Regions from separate parts of the Homo sapiens genome. Here region 2 is linked to region 1. Evidence: chromatin loops called from intact Hi-C (ENCODE). Cell type or tissue: PC-9. All regions are shown on one strand. Links, peaks and the distances in the headings refer to the core of each region. The heading gives the core; the rest is flanking DNA. Region 1 has its middle 9.1 kb from the start of KCNA2. Region 2 has its middle 13 kb from the start of PROK1.

Region 1 (2,907 bases), core at 1-2,500:
CTTGGGTTAGAGTCAATTGTTGACAATTCTGCTTCCTTATCCATCCTTCTAGGGAAGGAACTAGTATTTATCAAGCACCTCCTCTGTGCCACGCTCTGTGTGTCCCCCACAGTGCTTGGCTCGATGCCTGGTTTAGAGCCGGGGCTAGAGGACAGACCATGACTCAGCTCCTGCCTTTTGCACCCAGCTGCTGGCTATGTGGCTACAGGCAAGCCACTCAGCCTCACCAAGCTTGTTTCTGTAACTGTTGAATGGGAGTGAACATAGCACCTGCCTCTGTTAGGAATTATCCTTCTCACATAGCCTGGAGAGTTTCAGTTAGACCCTGGCTCGGTTGTTCCCAGGCTCTGTTGTTTTTTCCTTAGGAACCATGCTGGCTTATTTATGATCTAACTCTGGGGTCCCATGTTTCTTAAAGAAAGAACTTTTTCTTATTTCCTGAAAGCTCCTGGACTTTGGAAAGGTGCAGCTGGAAGAGAAGGGAAGTGATGCGCAGCCCCCTATGAAGTCACTCCACATTCTGACTTCCACCCTCTACCCCGCTGTCCCACAGAGCTGACCTGACAACTGCCACGGCCCCTGACCCTGACTAGATGAACCTGGGTGGTGGGGGTGGGGGTGGGGCTGCATTGCCAGCCCCTCATCATCTCAGGAAGTGAAGCCTGGGCCAGGGGCTACAGATGCCCCATCTCTCCAGGCTGACTTGGGGATCTGCAGGTTACAGAGTCCCTGATTTAACCCAGCAGATTCTAATGGCCAGAGTTCAGAGAAGAGAGGAATTCCTTTGAGGCATGCAGAACCCTTAAAGCATGGCTCTGCCCAGGTCCAAAGACCCCTGGAGAGCCCTATACCACATCCTCAAGGCAGAAAGAAACTCAGGTCTCTCTTTTTCTGAATTGGTGAGGCTCTTTTCTCCTCCCATCTGGTTTCCACTTCCTTAGGCACGTCCCTGCACCCATGTGGCCATTGGGTGGCACTGTTGGATGAGCCTAGAATTTCAGGTGAACAGCAAGCATCCCAAGACTCCTGGTTGCGAGTGTGAGAGGGACAGGAAACCACAGAGGTTCTCCTCCCCAGGCGCCCCGACCCTCTGTCCCTCCTCCTAGCTGTCGTTTGTGCCCCAGGCTCTCTTCCACTCCTAAGTCATCTTCCCTGTACTCTTCTAGATACACGTTGGTTCTGCAACACCAGGAATGCCAGGATGATTTAGCCACCTCCTCACTTGTCTACCTTTCCCTCCCCTGCTTCAAAGACTTGGGTCGATCGAAGCACCAAAGCATCACTGTTGCTGACACTAACAAGTAGTGCCAAGGGATTGCCTTTAAGGAAGATCAGGAGCGGAACATCTGGTGGCAAAGAAAATCTTTCTAATAGCCCCATTCTAGTGACCACCTTCAACCTCCTCATAGCAGGAGAGTTTGGGAGTAGGGGACTTAGGATGTTTTGTTCTTTTAATCAATTCAGAAAATATGTATGTTTGAAATAAAAATAAAAATACTTGAGCCAGAGAGGCTGAGTCACTCCAGAGCCTCAGATTTGAGTTCCCAGGGCAAGCCCCACTGCCTGTCCACACAAGAGTTTACTCCATTCAACAAACACGTTTTTTTATCCAACTGTTTTCTACCTAGTCTTTCATGCCTCTAATTCTACTTCCTTAGCATTCAGGTAAGGCCCTAGGTAAGTGGTGTGTGGCAGGCGGGCCCTGCTGTGATCTTACAGGTCGCCTTTGGGTGCCTTAGGCCATGAAACTTCCAGTAGGGCCAGTCATTTTCCTCAGGTTGAACTTCAGGAAACTCCTCACTGCAATTTCAGCCCCTTTCTGCAAGGCCTCAGAGTCAAAGATTCCCTGTGTTCCCTTTGTAATGACCCTTCTTGGACTCAGAGAACATCATTAAGATGCACTGAGCATCAGGTTTGCACTGTTTGGAATGTTTGCAGGATTCGTTTTCAAAATGATTTGGCATCTTTGAAAGTCCTTTCTCCCTTTTAAACAGGCAGTGACATGTGTTGGGGTAACGGTTGATGTGGGGATCAGCAAAGTCTGGGCTGGAATCCCAGCTCTGCCACTTACTAGAGCCATGCAACCTTGAGCAGGTCCTATGACCTCTGAGCCTTGATGTCCTCTCAGCAAAATAGTGACAGTAGGAGGACCCATGGTGCCAGTGGAGATAAAGGAGGTATATGCATTCATCTGCTTAAGGCTCCCATTCCTCAGCCAGGTAAAGTTGAAGAACGAATCATAGAATAAGAAGTAGCCCAGCTTTCCCATTTTACAGATGAAGAAACTGGGGCCCAAAGAGGGGAAGTGACTTACAAGGTCACCTGGTAATAAAGTCAGGACAGAAACTGGCAGGCCAAGGGCCTTTCCATGATATCAACTTGCTTCTTGTTTTTCTGTTCTATTCCTCTTCTCTATTGACCAAAGGCCATAAAAGGGAGAGAAGAAGGACGTGGGGCTTAGAGTAACCTTCAGGCCCAGCTAATTCAGCCACATAACGCAGACACTAGGGAGTCAACCTGTGTTAGGCTACTTTTATGAAGCAAAAACAGTGATACTGTCTGCACTTCTGGGATAACTGGGCCACACTAGGGTCAAAGTGTTCTCCTCTGGAGACTTTGATACATGGCCCACTTTGAAGTTAGAAAACTTCCGAGGATGGCCAGGGTAGTGCAAGACCTCAAGCCACAGCATATAAGGAAGAGTTGAGGACCTGGGAATAATGACCTCAAAGAAGAGAAGCCATGGAGCTCCTCGCCACTGTTTTCAACTTTGTAAAGTGCTGATCTCTGCAAGGTGCAGGGGAGGGGAGGAAGAATTGCTCTCTATGGCCACAGGTGGGACGCCTGAGTGAAAGCTTCAAGAAGGATAATTCCAGGTCCACAAAAGGCAATTGAAAAGTTAGCTCT
Region 2 (2,907 bases), core at 304-2,803, 150 kb after region 1:
GAGACGTTGGGGGCAGTATATGGTCCCACTTCTGATTGCATCCAGCTCCTCAAGGGCTCAGGGGACCTCTGGGGCAACCCAGAAAAGCCCCTTGTGGCCTACATGCTTTGCAGTTAGGCCACCTCCAGGGGACACTGGGGCCCCAACTTGTCCAACTAAGACTGCAACAGGGAGATAAGGCAAGAACCCTCTCTCTCATCTTTCCCTGGCTGGGGCCAAATTCCCGTGGGTGCTTAGCTCCCCTGAGACCCCTCACAGGCTCTTTCCTCTGACCCTACCTCCCTGGGCCTGCACCAGAGCCTCTTCTCAGGCCCCTTCTTGAAGGCTAATGAGACCAGGCATGGCCAGCCTGACACTGCAGGCTCTCAAATGTCTCATTGTCCTCCCCTCACGCTGACAGTAAGCTGCAGGCTGCCTCTGCCCATGGGGCTACTGCTACTAAGATACCACCCCCAGCAGCTCCTGCAGTGGGGCAGCTCCCAGGAGAGGGTCCTGGGCCCCGCCTTCTGTTGCCCTGACTCTCTGACACCCCCTGGAGACCCTGAGCATTGCATCTGGCAGCCCAGGTCCTTGTCTCATCCCTTCCCAGCTGAGCCCCAGATGGGTCCAGGGAGTGTGTATGTAGAACACATGTTGCCTCCTGGTCTGGGCCTCAGAGCAGCCAGCTCAGCCTCCTCACCTGCAAGGCTTTCCAGAGTCCAGGTGGGGGCCCAGCTGTTTGCCTTAAAGTGCACGGAAATGACTGCCTTTCAAGGGACCTCCTCTCTCTCCTGCGCAACTGCTCCTCTCTGTATTCTTTTTCCCCCTTTGCACTTTGATGACTCAGGTTTTCACAGGCACAATAGTTCCCCCTTTGAAACCTAATTCTGGATGGGCACAGACCCAGGTGCGCACACACACCCTTCTTCCTCCCTCTCCCGGGCTTGCTAGTCCTTGCTTTAGCATGAAGACTACCCTCTATCTTAGCTGGAACTTCTCCTAATGGAAACTAGCCTCTCTGCCACTTGGAAAGAAAAGTAGAATTTTCATTATTTGTTTAACTGATTTCCTTCAAAGGTTGGGGTGATGGGTTAGGGTAGTGTTTCTCTGGGAGTGGGAGGTACAAGGAGCACCTGCATCAGAGTCCAAGCTGTAGAGGGGCTTGTTGAAGGCCCCACAGAAGCAGAGTCTTCCTTTGGTGCTTGGCAGTAACGTCTTCCTTTGGTGCTTGGGAACTGGTGGTCTAGGGGGTGAGCAACATTCCCTAGCACTGCCTCCTTCTAGAAGGGAGTCGCAGCAACAGTGAGGCCTGTCTCAGGGAACACACATGGTTTGGGAGGTTTGATTTGGACACAATCTGAGAGGAGCCAGGACAGACTTCAAAGCCCACTCTCCTTATGCTTTTTCTACCAAAAAAAAAAAAAGAATAGCACAGTATTAAGATCATAGCCCATATTGAGCAAACATTCCATTTTACTGTGAAACAGTGACTCATATGTTTAAGCAAGGTATTAAGAAGTACTTAGATAAGATTTGTGTATCTGTGTTCCCAAATGGAGCTGTTATTGAGCTCTGCCTACATAAACCTGTGCTTCTAAACTTCAAGATAATAACAGAACATGATCTGAACAAACTGATTTCTTCCTACCATGTTCAGCTTCTGGGGAATTGAAGCACATCCGAGAAAAGATTGTTCGTTCCTTCCTGGACATCTTATTGGTTTACCTCACTGAAGAGATCCCTCCAGGTAATGCTAGTGTGGTGTGCTGGTTACAACACGTAGGTGCTATTTTTATTATTGCCATTGTACAGATGGGGAAACTGAGGTACTGAGAGGTTTAGTAACTTTGGGTCCAAAGTCTCTAGTAAGCATCCAAACTAGGGTTCGAACTCAGGCAGTCTGTGCAGTGAACCACTGTGCTAACCCCCCGTCAGGAAACATAAGGGAGCTTTGCCGCTAATTTGATGAGAAATGCCAATCGAGCAAAATGTAAAATAACAAGAACATGTCAAGCTGCCATTTGACATATTTGTTTACTTAATCTTTGGGGTTTAGCTTTGAGACAGAATTTCACAGGCTCCTCCATGACTCGTCTCCGTCAGAAATGTGCCCACGTCTTCTTACTCACACCAGTGTTTCTCTCTGTTTAGATCCAGTTAATCCTCCTCATTAATCTTCAGCTCCCAAATAAAGGCCCCTCTGTCCTCACTAGACCCAGAATATTTTCCTGCCCTGTACCAGGCCAGCCCCCGCAGGAGCTCCGAATCCTTTTGAGAACCACACTCGTGTTTTTCTCCCAAGGTACACAGAAACAAATATGTCTGTGACTGACGCGCAGCAGAGTCTATCGAGTAGGCAGGGGGCTGAGACAGGAAAGGATCTTTTGGACAAAAGGACCATAAATCATATCCTTCCTGTGACCTGGACCAAGTGGTCTTCCCAAGACCCAAGCACTGCCCCTCAGGTGAGCAGAGAACTGGGACAGGACACAGCAGAGTGGCAGGGACCTAGGGTGTGGCTGCAGACCATGGCTGTGTGCAGGCCCCAGCAGAGCCCTTTGTCATAAATATGGGATGGAAAACCTCAGCAGGGAAGCTGACTCTTTCGTTCACCTAAAGTTGTTCACCTCAGTGATTCTGTGGCTTTGGGCTTCTGAGTCTAGCCATGGCCCCAACCAGGGTTGGAGCAAGAGGTGGCAACCCATCTTTCAACCTTATTCCTTGTCAGGGTCAGCTGTCCAGGGTGTAGTTCTAAAGGGGGCACAAAACATCCCTGCAGTCAATAGAAGACTCAGAGCCAGTTAAGGCCTGTGCCAGATAACTCAGCCACTACATAGGGATCTCTCTGTTCCCACCAGGGTGGGCAGTGCCCTCCAGTGGAAAACAAAAATTCCTTGCACTCATCTTAAGATGCAGTCCCAGGAAACT

Evidence for each region. A loop is a pair of places that touch in the nucleus more often than their neighbours do. Peaks named below come from ENCODE experiments on the same cell type or tissue, not always from the same donor. Only the 100,000 strongest peaks of a DNase experiment are listed, where the experiment ranks them.
Region 2: it touches region 1 in a loop (15-fold over the local background); 3 of 110 quality-filtered maps call a loop at or near these places.

What each region holds. Positions count from the first base shown.
Region 1 is chr1:110,614,004-110,616,910 of GRCh38, reverse strand. It overlaps a transcript of KCNA2 not described here. Among named protein-coding and RNA genes, the nearest start is that of KCNA2, 9.1 kb to the right of the region's middle. In PC-9, for the core only: CTCF peaks have their summits at 752 and 960 (motif pointing right); a DNase peak (open chromatin) is centred at 980.
Region 2 is chr1:110,463,098-110,466,004 of GRCh38, reverse strand. No RefSeq gene overlaps it. Among named protein-coding and RNA genes, the nearest start is that of PROK1, 13 kb to the right of the region's middle. In PC-9, for the core only: no CTCF peak of the experiment used is centred there; DNase peaks (open chromatin) are centred at 1,464 and 2,054; H3K4me3 peaks cover 320 bases; H3K27ac peaks cover 1,586 bases.